Linked DNA regions of Mus musculus: regions 1, 3 and 4 are each linked to region 2. The links are chromatin loops, found by intact Hi-C in ENCODE. Cell type or tissue: heart. All regions are shown on one strand.

Region 1 (5,000 bases), 130 kb after region 2:
CCACCACACCTGGCGTGCTGGGATATTTAATAAAAGTCTTAAAGTTGGGCTGGTGAGATGGCTCAGTGGGTAAGAGCACCCGACTGCTCTTCCGAAGGTCCGAAGTTCAAATCCCAGCAACCACATGGTGGCTCACAACCACCCGTAATGAGATCTGACTCCCTCTTCTGGAGTGTCTGAAGACAGCTACAGCGTACTTATATATAATAAAAATAAATACATCTTTAAAAAAAAAAAAAAAGTCTTAAAGTTGCCAGGCAGTAGTAGCAAGTGCCTTTAATCCCAGCACTGGGGAAGCAGAGGCTGGCAGATCTCTGTGAGTTTAAGGCCAGCCTGGTCTACAGAGCTGGTTCTAGGACAGCCTGGGTTACACAAAGAAATCCTGTCTTGAAAAACAGAACAAAAGTGAAACAACTCCACAAGCATATGTGGGAGGAGCACGCCTATACTACCAGCATGTAAGAAAAGTGGCAGGAGAGCTTTAGAGCCCACAAAGTGAGACCTTGTCTGAAAACAAACAAACAAACAAAAAACTTCCACTAAATGCACTTGTCAGTTAATCATGTTCCATTCGATGGCACTTATGTGAATGATTTCCTTTGATAAAATCTCCAGATACCTTGGGGCTGCCATATGTACAGGCTACAAGAAACTTTCCATTACACTGCTGTCTTTGGCAGCGCATAAACTAAAAATGGAGCAATACAGAGAGATTTTCATAGTCCCTGCCTGAAGATGACATGGACATTTGTGAGGCATTCTTTATTTATTTATTTATTTATTTATTTATTTATTTTTATTTTATTTGGAGACAGGGTTTCTCTCTGTTGCTCTGGCTGTCCTAGAACTCTCTATGCCAGGCTAGCCCCAACCTCAGAGATCCACCTGCCTCTGCCTCCTAAGTACTGGAATTGAAGGCATGCACCAGCACATTTTATATTTTAAAAAGGGTTGGGATGTGGGGCTGGTGAGATGGCTCAGCAGGTAAGGGCATGTGCTATCTATCATGCTGGACCACCTGAGTTTAAACTTTGGGACCCACATTGTGGAAGGAGAGCATGGACCACTGAGAGTTGCTGTCTGACCTCTATACATGCCACGCACAAATAAATAGATATTTAAAAAAAATAAACAACAGATTATATATTAACCCAAAATCAGAAAATTTCAATTTCAAACTAGGTGTGGTAATATATACTTTGTACATTTCAGAAGTGAGGCAGTAATAAGTTCAAAGCTAGCCTTGGCTACACAGCAAAACCCTAATCCTGTCTGAAAGAAGAGAGGGAGGTTGAGAAGAAAACTGCTGAGTTGGGCAGAACGCACTTGTAATTCCAGAGCTCAGCACGTGGTAATAAGAGGATCAGAAGTGGGAGGCCAGCCTGGGCTATATAAGACCCTGTTTCAAAAGACAAACAACAACAAAAATAAGCAAATGAATTTCAATCCACTCTCTAAACTGTATACGCTTAGGCAAACTACTTTTCTCTGGGTTGGTTTCCTAACCTTATAAGTTGATGGAGGATCTTTGTGAATCACTTGACATTATATGCAAAACTATATTCTGTGTTCATGTGTAGACACATTTTTTTTGGAGAGAGGGCTAATTTTTCATGTGATTTATAGGAAACCTGTGATTTAAACAGTTAAGAAATAGCCAGGCAAGGTGGTGCATGCCTTTAATCCCAACACCCAGCCTGGTCCACAGAGTTCCAAGACAGCCAGAGCTACACAGAGCAACCCTGTCTCAAAAATCAAAATAATAAGAGAGAAAAGAGAAAAGAAAATTAAGAACTGAGGCTGAGGGGCTGGTGAAATGGCTCAGTGGGTAAGAGCACTGACTGCTCTTCCGAAGGTCTTGAGTTCAAATCCCAGCAATCACATGGTGGCTCACAACCACCCATAATGAGATCTGACGCCCTCTTCTGGTGTGTCTGAAGACAGCTACAGTGTACTTATAATAATAAGTAAATCTAAAAGAAAGAAAAAAAAAAAAAGAACTGAGGCTGCAGGCTAAGCAGCTAGAAGTATTGGCAACTCCTTCAGAGGAGGGCTCAGGTTCTATTCCCAGCACCCACACAGCTGCTTAAAGTCTACAGGGGATCCTATGCTGCCTTTTTGCCTCCAAGGACACTGTATATACATGGTTCACAGATATACATGCAAGCAAAACACCCATACATAGAAAATATTTTGTTTCATCATTGTTTTTTCCAGACAGTATTTCTCCATGTATCGCTGGCTGTCCTGGAACTTGCTCTATAGACCAGGCTGGCCTACATACAACTCAGACATCTACCCCCCTCTCCAAGTGCTGGAAGTAAAGGCATGCACCACATAGATTTGTTTGTTTTTAAGTTTAAAACTATTTAGTTTTGAAGCCTTCTTATTCTCCCCAAGTCTTTCTCAAGGTGACATCGAAAGTAAAGTTTAGGCAGTAAGGTACATAATTTTATTTGGAGTCCTGGGACAGTATCAATTCTGATCAGATTTGCATTAAAGCATATCAAGGGCCCAAGATCTCATCTGCAACTGTGTGTCACTCTAAGGTTTGGAATCACAACATCCAGACACCCAACTGGCTGCCTGCCTCCAAATCCTAAAGGCTAATGTCTGGAGGAACTCTGATTCTGTGGCAATTCCAGTTATATGCCTGCATCAAAACTGATGTAGTTTTCTGAGATTCCTCCCATAAGAATTCAATGTAGTGGGTTTGGGAAATCGGAACATCCTATGCAATCCAACTCCTCCTCAAACATGACGTTTGAGTCTAATTTAATTTAGAAATCGGTAAGCACAAGAAAAGAGCTGAAAAAAACTGGGGAGTACGAAGGTTTGTTCAGGACATGAATGGCAGACTAGACTGGATCTACCTCAAGGACACAGGGAGTCCAAAGGGCTGGTTACATGCAGTACCCTACATCTCAAACAAGCCCGCTTATCGGAACAGTGTCTAAGCCAAGGCTTACACTAAACTACACACCCAAGAGCAGAAAGTTAGGCTCTGTACTTCCCCACACCTTGCCCCAGTTTTGCACCAGCCGAGGCTCTGGGATCATTTTCAGAAGCATTCCTCAAAGCAGGCACTCGCTCTCCAGGCCCAGACCCCAACCAGGGCAAGCACCAGCTTTGTAGAAGAAGGGGTAAGCCTGACCTAGCGCCTCTACAAAAGCGAGGTGTTTAAGCCTTTTCTGCCCGGAAGGTCGCGCAACAGTCCCACCCTCGTTCATCACCGCCAATCGCAAACCTTCTCCATTTGCATTCCCTCCCAAATTCCGCCTTCTCCCACCAGACTTTCTCATTCCCGGTCTCCCGCAACCCAAAGAAAGATGGCGAAGGCTGCACTTCCGGCAAGTGTCCTTACGAATGCATCCGGGCGGCTGCAGCAGGTACCGCCCAAGGCGTTCCGGCCTCTTGCTACACAGCCTACAACAGTGATGGCCGGCAGACAGACTGGTTGGAGCCAGGCGGCTCTTCTCCAGTTCCTTCTTGGCATGTGCCTAACGGTGATGCCACCCATACAGGCCCGGAGTCTACGCTTTGTTACCTTGGTAATGGGTGACGGAGTCACCAACGGGTTCGCCAAAGCTGAAAGGGCAAAGGCCGGCTGGTAGAGGGAGGGGCAGAGCTTGTGTTCTGGGGCCGGGGTCTCACTTCTCAAGGAGGAGAAAGAACCGGTTTAGGAAACCGCTGGCCCATAGTGGGTTGTGCGGCTGGATTAAGAATTGATTTGGAGCCCTAGGCTATTTTTTTTTTTTTTTTTTTTAGGGCAGGACGACCGAGTAGGAGATATTCTTCCCTAGGATGGGAATTTAGTTAAAAGGTTGAAAGTCACCCATAAAGACGACTTTGATCTTTGTTTTCCCAGTCCCATTGCCCACTTCCTCCCCCAGAAGGCGTTGCTTTCACTACTCTTCTACCTGTGCTTTGGGGCTTTACCTATTATCTCAGGTTACATTGCATCGCCCGAACTGGGGTCTTTTTTCATCGCTCAGTAGAGAAAGATGGAGTGAAATTTCCTTTCCTGGCATGTGCAGAGGTGGGTCCTGTCCTTAACTAGAAGACCCTTCTGATTCTATAGACACACCATTTTCTTTGCTCAGCTGTATCGACATGGAGATCGGTCACCAGTGAAGACATATCCCAAGGACCCCTATCAGGAAGAGAAATGGCCCCAGGGATTTGGTCAGCTAACCAAGGTGGGTCAAAAGCCAACCTGCAAGGTCTCGGGATATGCTACGGAATGAATCACATCTGGAGCACAGAAACTGGGGCTCCTTAAACTACTAGCTTCCCACATGGGTTCTGATGGACCAGATGTCTATTTTGTTGTTTTGTTTTTGTGGTTTTGGAAATTAAACCCAGAACCTTGTCTATGCTAAGCACAGTGAGCTACATCTCTGGCTATGACCAGATTTCTTAACAACTCTGTGCAGGGGACAGTATCATTACAACTGGCCACTTCTGGAATCAAATTCACCTCTTGCCAAGGGAAGAATGCCTAAATGCCATACATAGGACTTGTGGCTAATCCCCTCTCTTTGGACTTTTTTTTTTTTTTTCCCCAGGGGTTGGGGATTTGGGGGAGGTTTAAGACAGGGTTTCCTTGTGTAACAGAGCCCTGGCTGTTCTGGACTCACTTTGTAGACCAGGCTGGCCTTGAACTCAGAGAGTGACTGCTGGGATTAAAGGCCACCATGCCCAGCTCCTCTTTGGACTTTAACTCTCAGGTTTGCCCACAGGAAGGGATGCTACAGCACTGGGAGCTGGGCCAGGCCCTGCGGCAACGCTACCATGGCTTTCTGAACACCTCTTACCACAGGCAAGAGGTAAGGTTGGGAGTTTGATTGGCAAAAGGACTGGGATCTTTGGATTATATTCTGACTGCAGAGAATCTAAGGATGAGCCTGGGCAGTCAAGGTTCCCTCTTGAACTTTTGGTCCCTGGACAAGACATCTAAGAGCTGTCTAGAATACGGCTCTGGAGTCTGAAGTGTCTCT
Region 2 (5,000 bases):
CGGAGGGCTGGCTGGGAACCTCCAGCCCTTTCCAGGAGCTCCAGGGCAAGGACAGTGAGGAAGAGGAGCCTTTGGCCTGCCATACCACAGCCAGGGCAGGGACATCCAGGCATGCCGGGCGCTAGAAAACACAAAGACTGCTCACGTGAGCTGCCTCCCTGGACCACACACCCCACTTAGGAAGCACAGCGTCTCTTCCCACCTCTCAACCGGCCATGGCATCCCCCTCCTGCTCACTCTGCAGCGGAAACAATCCCCAGGGTGGGTGCACGGAGCACCCTCTGCCCATCTACACGTCTCCCAAGAACCACACATATTTTCCTTCTGAGCTGGCTCCAGCCTATGTGTCAATGTGTCCGCCTGAGGCTAAACTTTCCTTAATGACTGGGTGAGGCACTGGCTGGGCTCCTTCAGCCACCGGAGGAGGGACCATCCCTGTTGGGTGCCTCTAGCTGCCAGGAGAGGCTTGGCTGCCAGAATGTGCCGGTAAAGACACCCCAGGGTCTAAAGCCAGCACTGTTTAGCTTGATGGCGTGGTACAAAGAAACACAGGTGGGGAAACTGAGTCATAGTCCAAACCTCTTCCTCCTAAATGATCTTATTCTTGGGCACCAAGAGACAAGAGGTGGGGCTGAAGAGAAGAGATGCCTCACAGTTGCCAGAGCCAGAGGCTGTGGTAACTAACTTATGGCTAATTAATTTGGTGCTCTAGATTGTTAACTGACTGTAGTCCCTTATGAGCCTGAGCCTCAGTGTCCTCATCAGGGAATGGATGAGGTAACAGAGCTCCCTAACAGCGATGAATATGAGGTGAACTTGACAATGCAGGTAGCTGCTGGCATCGAGGAGGGAATGCAAGTCCTCTGAATGCCAGGGGAGGTCTGAAGCACTCGCAGAAGGAATGTGCTCTGCAGACTGATGGCAGCCGGATGGGGATGTGAGTCAACCAAGCCAGAAGTTCAATCTGGAAAGTTTAAATGTGATCTGCCCCGTCTTCTACTGGCTGTGACCTTGAAACTGCCTCAGTTTCCTCATCTGCCAATGGATGTTAAGAGAGAAATCATCGGTCTCTGATTGGTGGGCTACAAGCCTATGTCTGGAATCTTCAGGCCATAATTAGTGACCCCTGCCCCAGCCCTCCCCGACCCCTCGCGGCCGCCACTGCCAACACCAGCACAAACAAACGAGCAAAGCTTCACTGGGACCAAGGCAGGCCCTCGCCAGGCCAAGACCTTAGCGGGTCATGCAGAGGCAAGGGGGGACCACAGGTTCAGCAGAGAAGTATGGGGTATGGAGAGAAAGGAGAAAGCAAGAGAAAGGAAAGTCAATAAAATGAGCTAGAATGTCTGGTGGAAGGAGAAGACAAGAAGCGGGGCAGCAGGGAGGGCTGAGGGGCAGAGCGTGGGACGTCAGAGGTAAAGAGCCAAAGAGCAGGCAAGTTCAACTCCTAAACTGAGGACGAGTCGCGACAGGTTTGGGAACTGACACGGTCCATCCCGCCCCGGACGCCGGCCTGAGGGTCCAGCGATCACTCACCGCGCAGTGGCAGAGGTGGCAGCGGCAGCAGATGCAGCGCTCCGGGCGGGCCCGGCCATCCAGCTGCAGTGTCGCGCCCCGCCCCGCTCTGCCTCGCCCGGCCCCACCACTAGGCCCCCAGCCCGGAGCCACCCCCGGCGTGCAGCCACGTCACACGGGACAGTCCGGAACCCGACGCGCGCGGCTCCGGGGGGCTAGACGGAGCGACGGCGGGGGAGGCGCTTCCGCCTCATACCATGGGGGACCCGCGCGGTCAGCGCACTTCCGCTCGGGGCGGATTCTGGGGCTGCGGGGAGAGTAGGACGGAAGTGGGTACCCTCGTGGGCATCGCGTTTAGCCAAGTTAAGCTAGGGTGAGGGCGGCACCCACGCGGGAACCGGGATCAACAGGGCGGCGGGGCTTCAGTGTGGCGTCCTTCTGAGGATGCAGTTCCAGCAGTGGCCACACGGGGGCGCGCACGGCTGCCAAACCGCTCCGTCCCGGGACGAGAGCAGGGCTATGGCTCTCTGAGTCAGCAGGCCTGGCTCCTCCATGAGCTAGGGAAAGGGGAAGTGCCTGCCGCAAGGAGGGGCCTGGCTCTGGGTACCTCAGAAGAGGGAATTTTATTCTTACTCATCGAATTATTTTTATGCTTTGGTTTTTCACTTGGAACCTCAGGCCACCGTCTCCAGGACTGTAACCCTTTGAAGTCCAGTACACGTTTCTAGAGCCTGTGCCCTGGAATTTCAAGCCAGGATACAACAAAGGACTTGGTGTTCTCTTACCCTGACAAAGCTGTACCTGAACTCTTAGACCGAAGGAGCAGTTAGTGGCAATAACAATGGCTACAGTTCTCTGATCTAGGGTAGCCCTTTACTGACCATTTACTCAGTAATCAGTGTTAACTTTACCAAATCGTTTTTATCTTTCAGGTGGGTACTGACTGTTGACCTAGGGTCAGACATATGTCACACATATGGCAGAGGCGGAATTCAACTTGGATGTACCTCTCCCTAGGGCGTGCGATGGCCACCTCATGTCTAAGCTGGAGCTAAGGTGTGGATGTGGCCTAACACCCCCCACTCCTTTGCGATCCGATACATGTTTGCATCCTTCTCTGGGAATCAGCCAGTAACTGACATGGAAGACATTCAGCAGAGGCCGAATGAGTGCTCCCCTGGGCTGGCTGTGACAGAGTGAGGGGCTCATTAGTCCTCACCTACCATTGCGGCTCTCTATGGTCCCTTGTTCCTTCTGGGCGCTCCGAGAGCAGACCGAACTCACACATCACAGTTGATGCCCTACCTCACAGTGTGTGTTTGTGTGTGTGGTTGTTGTTGTTGTTGTCGTTTTACTTTGAGATTGGTTCTATGTAGCCCTAACCCCCTGCCTGTTCTGGAACTTTCTATGTAGATGTGGCTGACTTTGAACCTACAGAGATCTGCCTACTTCTACCTCCTCAGTGCTAGAATTAAATACGTGTGCCACCACTCTTGGTTTATTTATTTATATATTTTTGACATAAGGTCTCATGTAGACTACCCCTAAACTTATTATATAGCAGAGAATGACCTGGAACCTGTGGACTGCCTGGATAGATGTGCCCTCCTACATCCAGTTTATGCAGTGCTGACAGCCTGGGCATTGTGTGTGCCAGGCAAGTACTCTATCAACTACAACCCCAGCCTTTTATACCCCTCCCTCCACCCTCCAACCCTGAGTCAAAGTTTCTCTGTATAGCCCTGGCTGTCCTGCAACTCCATTTAGAGACCAGACTGGCTTTGAACTCACAGAGATCTGCCTGCTTCTGCTTCCCGAGTGCTGGGATTAAAGGCCTGTACCATCACACCTGCCTAATATAACACGCATGCTTCCTAGACTTCCAGCGCCTTCCAAATACTCCTGTCTGGCTCGCCTCGCCAACCCTGTAAGTCTCCCAGGATGGGCTTCTAAGCCCTTCTGCAAGCTCTGAGACAGAATGCCTAGTCAGATTCTTTGCCACAGGGAGAAGATGTTTAGGGCTGCCACACTAGAACTTTAAAGATATCTTCCTCCCTGTATGCAAACCATGCCATCTTATGCAAAGTACCTCACAATATGCAAATGATTTCACAATAACACTGTCAGCATTCCTGCCATTCTAGAGGTCAAAGGGCTCCTGGCCAGCACGGACACTAGCAAGACCCAGCTACAAATCCTTCTTAGTATAAACCTTCTTCTCACCTGGCCTGGAAGTGACACCAACAAAATCTAAGGAATTAAAGGAGCAAGGGGGAGGGGTTGGGGACAGAGACTGGAGCAGAGATAGGAGGGTGAAAAGATCCATTGTTTGAAACAAACTTTAGAAAAGGTGATCTTGTGGGGAAGGACAGATGGATGGTTCAGCAGCTAAGAGCACTGGCTGCTTTTCCAGAGGACGTGAGTTTAGTTTTCTGTACTCAAATGATGGCTCACAGCCACCTGTATATGGTTCCAGGAAATCTGATGCCCTCTTTTGATCTCCATGGGCTTCTCATGTGTGTGCTGCACAAACATATACTTGGGTGCTCTCTCCTCTCTCCTCTCCTCTCCTCTCCTCTCCTCTCCTCTCCCTTCTCCCTCTCCCTCTCCCTCTCCCTCTCCCTCTCTCTCCCTCTGTGTGTGTGTGTGTGTGTGTGCGTGTGTTTGCAAGTATGCACACACAAATAAATGAATAAGATTAGGCATGGTAGGTCCACATGCCTTTAATTCCAGCACTCAAGAGGCAGACACGTGTAGGTCTCTGTGTTTGAGGTCAGCCTGGTCTACATACTGGGTTCCTCTCTCTGGCAGTAGTGTTCATGTATATGCAGTTAGAGTGTTAGGTCTCTGTGTCTGTGTGTAGTGAGGAATGAATAAAATGACAGAAGAGTGCCAGGTTGGTGCCACACACCTTTAGTCCCAGCACTCGGGAGTCAGGTGCAGGCAGCTAGCCCTCTGTGAGTTCCAGGCCAGCCTGGTCTACATGATGGTTCCAGAGCAGTCAGGGCTACATAATGAGACCTTGATTCAAAAAAATAAAAATAAAAAAATAAATAAAATAAAAATAAAAGCTGGGCGTGGTGGCGCACGTCTTTAATCCCAGCACTCAGAAGGCAGAGGCAGGCGGATTTCTGAGTTTGAGGCCAGCCTGGTCTACAAAGTGAGTTCCAGGGCAGCCAGGGCTATACAGAGAAACCCTGTCTCGAAAAAACCAATTAAATAAATAAATAAATAAATAAATAAATAAATAGGACCTTATGCCCAGCCAGCACCTGGGAGGCAGATGCAAGAGGATCTCTGTGAGATCTAGCCTAATCTGCCTGTTAAGTTCCAGGACAGCCAGAGCTAAAAAATAGAGAGACCCTATCTCAAAACTAAAACCAAACCAAAACAACCCAACCCACACACAGAAAAAGAAAAAATAAAATAAATAATGAGTATGAATGATTACTCATATTAGGATGATTTAAATTTCCTCAGGAAAT
Region 3 (5,000 bases), 150 kb before region 2:
GCCAGAGGTCCTGAGTTCAAATCCCAGCAACCACGTGGTGGCTCACAACTATCCATAATGAGATCTGATGCCCTCTTCTGGTGCATCTGAAGACAGCTACAGTGTACTTAGATATAATAATAAATAAATCTTTTTAAAAAAATTCAGCTGCAAAAGTTACGGGGCTGAAGGATGTAGGTCAGTGGTGTAGTGCCTGCCAAGTTAGCTCCTGAGATTTCCCCCACTTAAAATAACGTTAGGAAGCATGTTTTTGCCTTAGTTAGGGCCTATGCAGTGATCCAGCTGTAGGCAAGGATCACTAGTAAAATATATATTCTACCATTAGTGCATAAATATTTTTTCCACTTTTTGAGAGGTACATAGTAAAAAAAAGGGGGTTATTTTTAAGTTAAAACAACATACTTTAGACAAGAGTGGGGGCTCATGCCTAAAGTTCCAAGGCTAGGATGCTGTGAGTAGAGTTCAAGAATAGTCTACCCTATAGAATAAGACTTCCTTCACTCCTTAAAAAAAAAAACAAAGTAAAATGAAAAGCCTACCTGGTTTTGTGTAACATTATTTAAGAAACTAGAGAAATGAAATAAAGCCTTTTGTTATATTAGACAACAGTGTTTTTGCTTTAAGACTTCAAATACACTCTAGCTGCTTTTACTAGCTTCTTTGTTGTTGTTGGTTTTTAAATAAGGTTTCATGTAAGCAAGGATGACCTCAATTCTCACTGTGTAGCCAAGGATGCCTGTGAGCTGATGTTCCTGCCCCTACTTCCCAGGTGCTGAAGGTACAGGTGTGGGCCTCCATGTTCCTTGCTATTTTAGCAAGTCCCTGCAACTTAATGACTGCAAGAAGGCTGGTTTAATCCCACCAATCAAATCAGCAGAACCTGAAGGCATATTTTTGCTTGTATATCAACTGAACCAGAACCACTTTCAGAGTTGTTAAATATGCAGCTAAATCCTGTAAATATGCAGAATATATCAGGGTTGAGGGGGTGGAAGTGAGGGTGGCTGGAGGCAGGAACTTGCTACTTTAGCAAGGCTGCCAGAAGGTCCTTAGGCATCCTGGAGATTTGGAGATTTCTTTGCTCTAGGCTAGTGCCATCTTACAAAGGCAGCAACTCACATGTCAAGCGTTGTCTGTGGCTTTGGTGGCCTCTCCGTTTATACAGTTGATCACATTAGTGAGTATTAACTCTGACAGCTAATGACCCCCTTGAGACCTGTGACAATATTTTGGGAAATTCCGGGGACAGTCATGTTCTTTTGTTCTTTTTCTATAAAGGGCCCTATATACCCCAGGCTAGCCTCGAACTCGTGTGTGGCTCAGGATGAGCTTGGATGCCTGATCCTCTTGCTTCTGGGGTGTTGGGATGTCGGCCCTGTGCCACTACCATGCCTTGTTTGCCTTCTGCACTGAGCTTTGTGTATCCCAGGCAAGCAGTTTATCAACTGAAATCCATCCCCAGCCCACTCTGCAGATTCTCAATGATAACTATTAACATAGCATATATAATAAGGGGTGCTCTTCTTTTATAATTTTCTTTGGAGCAGGGGTTTCAAGACAGAATTTCATTATGTAGCTCTGGCTAACCTTGAATTTACTTTGTAGATCAGGCTGGCCTCAAACTCACAGAGATCTGCCTTCCTCTGTCTCCAGAGAGCTGGATTAAAAGTGTGCACCACTATGCCTGGCAGGAAGAGGGTACCCTTTTCTTATCTGTGATTTTGTTTTTAGACACAGGCTCATGTAGCCCAGGCTGGCCTCCACCTCACCACACACTGTGGCTGGTCTCAAGTTCTTGATCTTCCCACCTTCACTCACAAAGTGCTAACATAACAGGTATGAGCCACACTCTTAAAGAAATGCTTTTCTTACAGTTGGCCTTCGTCTCCAAAGCTACAATAACTAATTCAAACCTGATGCTAAAATATGTGTTGAAATGAATGAAATCAGCAAGGCACATTGTATTAGTCAGGGTTCTCTCGCTCCACTCCCTGAGCCAAGCATATTCAAACCACCACACACAAGTCACAATTTTAGTTACTGAGGTTAGTGACCAAAATCACAAATACAAAATGGGTGTATTAGCACATGCCTGTAATCTCAGTACTTGGAAAGTGGAGGCAGGAGAATCGGATCAGGACTTAAGACCCCTGTCTCAAAATAAACAAACAAAGGAAAAGTAGCATATACATGTACAATTCTGTGCATGAAGAACTGTACCCCCCGTCCCCATTTTGAAGCAGGACTTCCTTGTCCTGTGTCCTGACTGACCCAGAGCTCACTACATACAATACACCAAGCTGGCCTGGAACAACTTCTTGCCTTAAGGGGGCTGAAATTCCAGGAGTGAGCCACCCACAGCGGGTTAGCTCGCTCTTTTTAGACAATGGCCAGGACACATTGAACTCCTGGGCTCAAAAGATCCTGCCTCTGCCACCTGAGTCTCCAGACTCGCAAGACTTCTTTCTGGCTTATCAGCTTCAGCGTCTTTCCACCTGCAGCCATTTGAGCTTGACCCACATACACAGAACTTGAGAAGGCAACTAGGTCTCCAACACTGGTCTCGGAGACAAGGTCACCCACGGCGTCCTTCCTCTTCCCCTAGCTTCTCCAGCTTTCCCAGGCCCGAGTGCTGGGCCAGCCAGGCCAGAGGGCCCGGGTCCTCACCTTCGAGGTGTTGCACAGGAATCGGGTCTCGTACTCCTCGTTCATAGTGATCACCCCGCGCACGTTCTCGTCCAGTACCAGCTGCCGAGGCAAAGAGGAGGCTCAGCGAGGGCCGCGGGGCGCCCGCAGAGGCCCTGGGCCCGCTCCCGGCCCGGCCCGGCCCGGCCCGGCGGTCTCTCACCCGGCGCGTCATGTTCTTCAGCGGCAGCGCGCCCAGCAGAACCGTGTGGTCGATGCGGTGGTACCAGTCGCGGTGCGCCGGGCCGCGCACCCTCCCCCGGACACTGTGTAGAGCAGCGTCGGGTAGAAGAGCACCCGGGCCAGGCCGGCCTCCAGCCACGCGGAGGCCGCCATCCCGCCCCACCCCGCCAGGCGCAGTGGCGAGGCGCCCCACCCCGCCAGGCGCAGCGGCCAGCCACCGGCCCCGGGGCTCGCGACCAGCCACCGCGAGAAGGACGCGGAGGACGAGAGCTGAGGGCCACCTGATGCCTCCCGACTCTTCGAAGCTGAGTCCCCGGAGTCCCGGCCCTGCCCGAGGGATCCCGGAACAGGAGCCATGGCTCCAAAGGAGAGGCGCCGCGAGGCGCGGCGAGGGGTCGGGTGGAGGGAGTGGAATGGCAAGATCGGGTGAAACTGTGACCCTGCCTAAGGAGCAGGGCCGGCTCTCCAACCCCTGACCTTAGGGAGGGGCCGTGACCCCGGAGTGCACCCATCACTAAGGAGGAGGCTCAGCAGAGAGGCTCCTCTAAACAGGGAAGGCCCTGGAGAAGCCGAGTCTGCCTGTAAAAAAAGCGGTGGTTGTCAGCTGCTCTTGGGGGAGCAGGGAACCTGAACTTGAACCTAGGTGGTGGTCTACTGCCCTGTGTCTGTCTGTCTGTGTCTGTCTCTCTGTCTCTCTGTCTTTCCCCGCCCCCCCCCCTCTCCTTTTTTAAAACCAGGTCACACTATGAAGCCCTAAATGTCTTCTACTGGCTATGTAGCTAGCTCCAGGACACACAAAGGAACCCTGTCTCAAAAAAAAAAAAAAAAAAAAAAAAGTGTGTGTGTTGGGTGCTTTGCCTGCCTGTATGACATCACCTGGGTGCAAAGTCCAAGGAGTCCAAAGAGGATGTTGGAACCCATGGGACTGGAGCGTGACTCGGAGAGAAAGCTGGAGAATGCTGGAAATCAAACCAGGGTTCCCTGGAAGAGTAGCCAGTGCTCTTAACTGCTTAAATATTTCTCCAGCCACAAGAAAATACTCTTAACCTGTATCTGCTGCTTTTCCCCTCCTTTTTGGTTTTGATTTGGGGTGATTTGTTTGTTCGTTTTTCAAGATAGGGTTTCTTTGTGTAGCCCTGGCTGTCTTGGAACTCTCTTGTAGACCAGGCAGCCCTTGAACTCAGAGATTCACCTGTCCCTGCCTCCTGAGTTCTGGGATTAAAGACATGTGCTACCACTGTCTGTCATCTTTTTCCTCCTTTTAAAAAAGAGATATATTTTATTCTTATCAAAGAAATACTCGTAATAATACCCAAGAAGGAAAGAGTAGGTTGAGAGGAGTTTGGAGGGTGGGGATGAATTTTATCAAAGTGCATTAATACATGTATGAGATCCTCAAAGAATTAACAAGTATTAAATTTAAAATGGAACGTGTAGAGCTGGAGAGATGGCTCAGAGGGTAAGAGCACCAACTGTTCTTCCATAGGTCCTGAGTTCAATTCCTAACAACCACATGGTAGCTCACATCCATCTGTAATGGGATCTGATGCCCTCTTCTAGTGTGTCTGACAGCTACAGTGTACTCACATACATAAAATAAATAAATCTTAAAAAAAAAAAAAGGTAAGGAAAAATAGCCCATTTACTTTAAATCGATAAGTGAAGCAGACATGCCATTTTCAGTGTGGGGATTGGAAAGTATAGTAAGAATTGAGTCTGCCATCATGGTGACACACCCCTTAATCCCAGCACTCAGGAGGCAGAGGCAGGTTGATCTCTGAGTTAAAAACCAGTCTGGTCTATATAGAGAGTTCCAGGCCAGATGTCTGTCTCAAAAAAATAAATGATCCAATAGTATTATTATATCTTTTTTGAGAGAGAGAGAGAGAGTGGCACAGGGGGGCCAAAAGAGGGTATTGGATCCCCTAGAATATCAGTTGCTGATATTGTAGCCTTCCATGTGGGTGCTGGGAACTAAACCCCACTTTTCTCCAAGAGCAGCAAGTGCTCTTAAGTGCTAAGCCATCTCTCTAGTAAATTGGACTGAAACACATGACACTTGTTCTATGTCAGCCCTCCTGGAGCTGGGACCACCGGAGCTGGGACCACCGGAGCTGGGACCACCGGAGCTG
Region 4 (5,000 bases), 120 kb after region 2:
ACTCAGGAGATCTCTGCAAGTGTAAGCATCTGTCTGTCTTCACAGCAGGGCACCAGTATTTTTCCCAGTCAACTCTTCCCAGTTCCTGCCCTGGACACTTACACTCCTCCCTCATGCCTGCCTGGCGGCATTTGCGAAGTCGACACTCCTGGCATTTCCGCCGCATGTAGGTGTCCATGGGGCAGTGGCCACCGCTGTGGCAGACATAGCGTGCTCCCTTGATGACACTGCGGCGGAAGAATCCCTTGCAGCCCTCGCAGCTCAGCACGTTGTAATGGAAGCCAGAGGCTTTGTCCCCACAGACACTGCACAGCTCGTTCCCCAGCATTTTGGGGGCTGGGCCCTTTTTCCGCTTTTGTGGACGAAGCTCTGGATAGAGACACAAGATTTAATGTTCTCCCTCCACTGATCGCTCCTAGCTAGGCATTCTCCATTTCCTTCCCTCCACTGAATGCTATTCTCTCCCCCTCCCCTCCTCTCTGATTCATAATATGTAGCCTTTGAACTCCTGGACTCAAGTGATCTTGTCTCAGCCTCCAGGGTAACTGGAATTACCAAGACGTGCCACAGTGCCTGGCTAATCTGTTATAACAATTTCTGTCCTTTACGGAGGACTATTATGTCCTAAGTTCTACATGAGCTCTTTATAAGCATCGATCCTTAAGATGATCATAGGATTAATTTCAATTCACAAGAAGGGAGGTTGAGGCTAAGAAACGCCTAAGATATGGACACAATTCATACCAAAGTCATCCGTGTCTAGCTGACCCAGAGCATTCAGATTTAATTGTGACGTTAGAAAGCAAAGAGCCCCAGAGTTTCTCTCCCCTATCTAGGGAGACTTTACCTTCTCCAAATCCAGGTGACTCTTACCTGTCGGCTCTGGGAGGGTCTCTGCCCTGGGGAGCAGGGCTGTAGGCTCTGCTGACTCCAACCCTATCCCTAAAGCAACCCCAGTTGACTGGGGCATCCTGGCTTCCTCCCTGAGGATGCAAGTGTTGCCTCCCTGGTCTCCTGCATCTTGAGGTTCTGTCTTCCACAACTCCGTTGCAGAATCTGAGCCCAAGAGAAGCACGGGAGAATGGGTGTGGGTTCAGGTCCTATCTAGACTCCATCCCCAAGTGTCTTGGCTGGGAAACTACAAACTCAACTCTACCCTTAGAAGGCAAGCAAGCTAGCCAGGTGTGGTGGTGCACACCTTTAATCCGAGCACTTGAGAGACAGAAGCAGGTGGATCTCTACATTTGAGGCCAGCCTGGTCTACAGAGTAAGTTCTAGGACAGCCACTCTACACAGAAAAACCCTGTCTCAAAGCAAACAAAGAACAAACAGAAAAAGAAGGTAGCTAAGCCACAGCTCATGATTTCAGATTCCAGTACTCCGTAGGATTGAAGACTGGTGTTGGTTGCAGCCCTTTGCATATCAAGACACCCTACACAAGCGCGCGCGCACACACACACACACACACACACACACACACACACACACACACACAATAAGGTTTCTCTGGGTAGTTCAGGCTGACCTTGAACTCACAGAGATCCAACTGCCTCTGCTTCCTAAGTGCTGGGATTAAAGGCGTGTACCACCACTGCCCAACTAGTACATCAAGATCTTAAATGATCTTAAAGGTGCTAGCCTTTGCCCCCTGGGGGGATGATGGAGGGCATCCACTTCATAGAGCGGACAGAACTCTCAAAGCCAGAGCTGTCTAAGCATGAGACGTGTCAGCTTTCCCAGAAAAGCAAGCCCAGACTGAGGACTTCACTGACCAAGCACTAGAACCAGGGGAAAGGGTTTGAGCAACACTTAGATCTGGCAGTGCTTCTAAGGGGTGCTGGATGCAGTGAGGGGAGGGGGCTGATTCCTGAGGTAGGAGAGGAGCCAGAGACCTGGGCTCCGGGGAGAAGGTTTGAATAAAACAGCTTACCAGGAGAAACATCAGGCATTGAGGCCTCCAGCCACAAGGACATCTCTTCCTGGAGCCCTGGACATTACCAAGACACTGTCCTGCAGGAACAAGCCAGGTTACACATTTCCAGAACTAGGCCTGGGCTCCCTTCTGTGCCCTGTGCCTTTTTTCTGTCCTCACAGCATCGACTGACATTTACTTCTCATAGATTAGCCTATGAAGCCTTCTTTACTATATCCCTATGAAGTCCGGATTTCTTTGTTTGATTGGTTGGTTTGTTTTTCGAGACAGGGTTTCTCTATGTAGTACTGGCTGTCCTTGAATTCTCTCTGTGTAAACCAGGCTAGCCTCAAACTCAAATCCACTTACCTCTGCCTCCCGAATGCCAGGATTAAAGGCATGCAGCACCAACCTGGCTGAATTCAGGAGTCTCTCTCTCTCTCTCTCTCCCATTCATTTATATATATAAATTTTTTCCCAGTTCTAAAGATTGAACCCAGGACACTTCAGGCAGGCTAGGCAAATGGTTGGCCATTGAACTCTACAACCTCCACCCTGTCAGGCCTATTCTTAAATTCATTTTAAAGATAAGCAAATTAAGGTTCAAAGAGATTAAGGAAACTGCCTATAGACAGACAGGTGGAGGTGGTCCAGCCAAGAGTAGAATCCTGACTTGTTTGCGTTCTCAGCTTTGTTCTATCCTTTTCTGCGCCTGTCTCCAGGCTGAGTGGAGGGTCCTTCCATCTGGTCTGACATTAGGGCAAGCCAAAGTTGGCAGAACCACAAGACTGGATCGAAGCTCACTCTATGGGTCTGTTTATTATAATCTTTTCCCTGCCGTTACTGAAGTCCTAGTATTAAGTTCTTGTCTCAAGAATCTCACCAGTAGCGGGCCTCCTCTCCCAGAACCCCTCCAGTTCTTCTGAGACTTAGTAAAACTCTATCCCCGCCCAGATGTCCCGTTAGATATTCCTCACTTCTAGAACATCCTCCCATCACATCCCTCCCCACCCAGATGCAAGGATAGAGCCCCCCAGCCACTGAGCAGACTCGCCGAATCCCCAGGCCACCAGACTTCCCGGCTGCGTAGTCTCTGGAGCCCCCTTGCTGGGAGAAGAGGGTGTTGCAGTACCTGGCCTTCGAGGCCGCAGCGGGCAGCCAGTGACAAGAGCTGAGCGCACAGGGGCCAGCAGGGAGAAGCAGTAATGTAGGAAAAGGCCAAGGGGAGGGACTGCCAAGGGGTCCTTCCTACTGGCGACCCAAGACTCTTAGCTTCATTAGGCCCCCGCCCACGAGGTAGCTTCCCCACCAGACTAACTCCTCCCCGGCCGGCCACCCTCTTAGCCGGCGCCACCCTGTCCCCTACCCTCTACCAAAACTGTCGCGTTTCCCCGCAGACCGGTCTAGTTCCATCTCTCTCCTTCCTCTCCTCACCCTGGAGGCTCTTTGCTCTGACAGAAGGACTGCTTCTCAGTCACCCCCACCCTAATCCCAGCAGCCTCCAGAGTCAGCGTTCCCTCCCCCCTCCTCCCAAAGACACCTCGCGGAGCAAAGGTCCCGGCACGGCCCGGAATTGCGACACCAAGCCCCAGCCTGTGTTCCCAGCCTCCCTCCTCCCCTGCCTCTGGGAAGGCGCCAAGCTCTCCCCACTAGCCCCAGGACTGAGCCAAGCCAGTAGAACTCCAAGGGTGAAGACAGGCAGGTGCTGGGCCTTCCAGTGAGTTTGTGTGTGGATGCCCTGAGGGGGACAGAGAAAGGAAGAGGCCAATAAAAAGAGGCCTGGGGGAGGAGTGAGAGAAGCAGACATTAGCAACCCAGGGGCCAGTCCAGAATAGACACCCCCCCCCCCATAGATAAGAAGGCAACCTCATCTACGGAACAGCCCCATCTGAGATGGTGTCAAGATCTACTGACTCTAAAGCCATAGCTTTCCTGCCTTGCTTCCTGGGACAAGAGATTTAGCCCTGAAGGAATACATCATGCCTTTCTGATTTAATCTCCCAAGGGGATCAGCAGCTGGTTTAGAGAGGAGACTATGTTTCTTTTTGTTGAATAAGTAAACAAACAAACAAACAAACAAATGGCTCTCTCTTCTGTTCCACACTTGTTAGCTTGCATTCATTCCAATTCACCACAATCATTTCTCTTTAGGGTTCTGGGTTCAAACCTCCGTGTTACAGTTACAACGCAGGGAGGGCTATAACCTAGGCTAGGAAAGCACTTCTGTGCTGAACTTTGCCCCATCCAACTAGGCCATCTTGACTGAGCAAGTTAATGTCTCTGAACCTCTCTTTTTCTTTAATGTCTCTGAACCTCTCTTTTTCTTTAATGTCTCTGAACCTCTCTTTTTCTTTAATGTCTCTGAACCTCTCTTTTTCTTTAATGTCTCTGAACCTCTCTTTTTCTTTAAGATGGGGACGATGACGACGATGATGATAGTTTTGCCACATATGATCAATGTGAGAATAAAGATCAACACAGTGTGTCACAGTAATGTCCAAGGATGGGCGGGGATTATCTGTCCACTCCCAGTTCCTTTAGTGGTTTGTCTTCCCATAACCTTGAACCTTGAAGCTTTGTCAACTTTCTGAATCTTTGTTGCCATATACAAATCTCTCATTATCTCCTGGTTCCTGAGGGAGCGCCAAGAGTAAACGGCTCTAAAATCTTTCGCCTTTTACTAAAGAGTAAACGGCTCTGTTTTACAGCGCACACTGCTGTTTGTAAGCTTGCCCAAGACCACACATTGGCCAAACTGAGATCAGAATTCAGATGTCTTTTCTCCGGGCTCTTTTCTTCCTGTGTCTGAGTCCAGAACATTCTCCAGTCTGAAGGAGAAGTACTGAGATGGAAGAAGCCAAGATCGGTGGTCAGCAGGGCTGGTGGTCAGCAGGGTTGGTGGGCTGCAGATGCTTCAATTCAGATGTGAGAAGCAGGCGTTGAGGTTACTGCTGGCCATTCATCCCATGCCCCATTCCCAGTTTCCTGCTCACAGGCTCTTCCTGTTTTGCTGTGAACTCCAATTCCCATGGGTCCACATTAAAGCACAGGACAAGGGCCAAACAAGCAGCCAGAGGGACCAGAAGAG

The links. Peaks named below come from ENCODE experiments on the same cell type or tissue, not always from the same donor. Only the 100,000 strongest peaks of a DNase experiment are listed, where the experiment ranks them.
Region 1: it touches region 2 in a loop (2.3-fold over the local background); 8 of 42 quality-filtered maps call a loop at or near these places.
Region 3: a loop joins it to region 2, with 2.2 times the contacts of the local background. A loop is called at or near these places in 8 of 42 quality-filtered maps.
Region 4: it touches region 2 in a loop (2.1-fold over the local background); 8 of 42 quality-filtered maps call a loop at or near these places.

The regions. Positions count from the first base shown.
Region 1 is chr2:91,199,498-91,204,497 of GRCm38, forward strand. It overlaps Acp2 (acid phosphatase 2, lysosomal), which reads left to right and starts at 3,415. Exons shown (of 11, transcript NM_007387.2): 1 at 3,415-3,551; 2 at 4,104-4,199; 3 at 4,743-4,829. The coding sequence starts at 3,438. It overlaps Gm23390 (a small nuclear RNA gene), which reads left to right and starts at 667; the gene lies at 667-770. It also overlaps a transcript of Nr1h3 not described here. In heart, a CTCF peak has its summit at 1,887 (motif pointing left); a DNase peak (open chromatin) is centred at 3,324; H3K4me3 peaks cover 2,183 bases; H3K27ac peaks cover 1,759 bases.
Region 2 is chr2:91,068,619-91,073,618 of GRCm38, forward strand. Slc39a13 (solute carrier family 39 (metal ion transporter), member 13) reads right to left here and starts at 1,697. Exons shown (of 10, transcript NM_026721.3): 1 at 1,537-1,697; 2 at 1-121. The coding sequence starts at 113. It overlaps Gm39874 (predicted gene, 39874), which reads left to right and starts at 1,733. Exons shown (of 2, transcript NR_166131.1): 1 at 1,733-1,888; 2 at 2,448-3,005. In heart, a CTCF peak has its summit at 1,957 (motif pointing right); DNase peaks (open chromatin) are centred at 333, 1,213, 1,853 and 2,683; H3K4me3 peaks cover 2,831 bases; H3K27ac peaks cover 2,742 bases.
Region 3 is chr2:90,914,762-90,919,761 of GRCm38, forward strand. Ptpmt1 (protein tyrosine phosphatase, mitochondrial 1) reads right to left here and starts at 3,289. Exons shown (of 5, transcript NM_025576.2): 1 at 2,951-3,289; 2 at 2,849-2,948; 3 at 2,668-2,748. The coding sequence starts at 3,225. In heart, CTCF peaks have their summits at 67 (motif pointing left) and 3,055; DNase peaks (open chromatin) are centred at 2,600 and 3,120; H3K4me3 peaks cover 2,886 bases; H3K27ac peaks cover 2,478 bases.
Region 4 is chr2:91,191,687-91,196,686 of GRCm38, forward strand. Nr1h3 (nuclear receptor subfamily 1, group H, member 3) reads right to left here and starts at 3,430. Exons shown (of 10, transcript NM_001177730.1): 1 at 3,279-3,430; 2 at 1,931-2,010; 3 at 874-1,056; 4 at 103-369. The coding sequence starts at 1,973. In heart, a CTCF peak has its summit at 3,029; DNase peaks (open chromatin) are centred at 3,165 and 3,505; H3K4me3 peaks cover 1,274 bases; H3K27ac peaks cover 1,047 bases.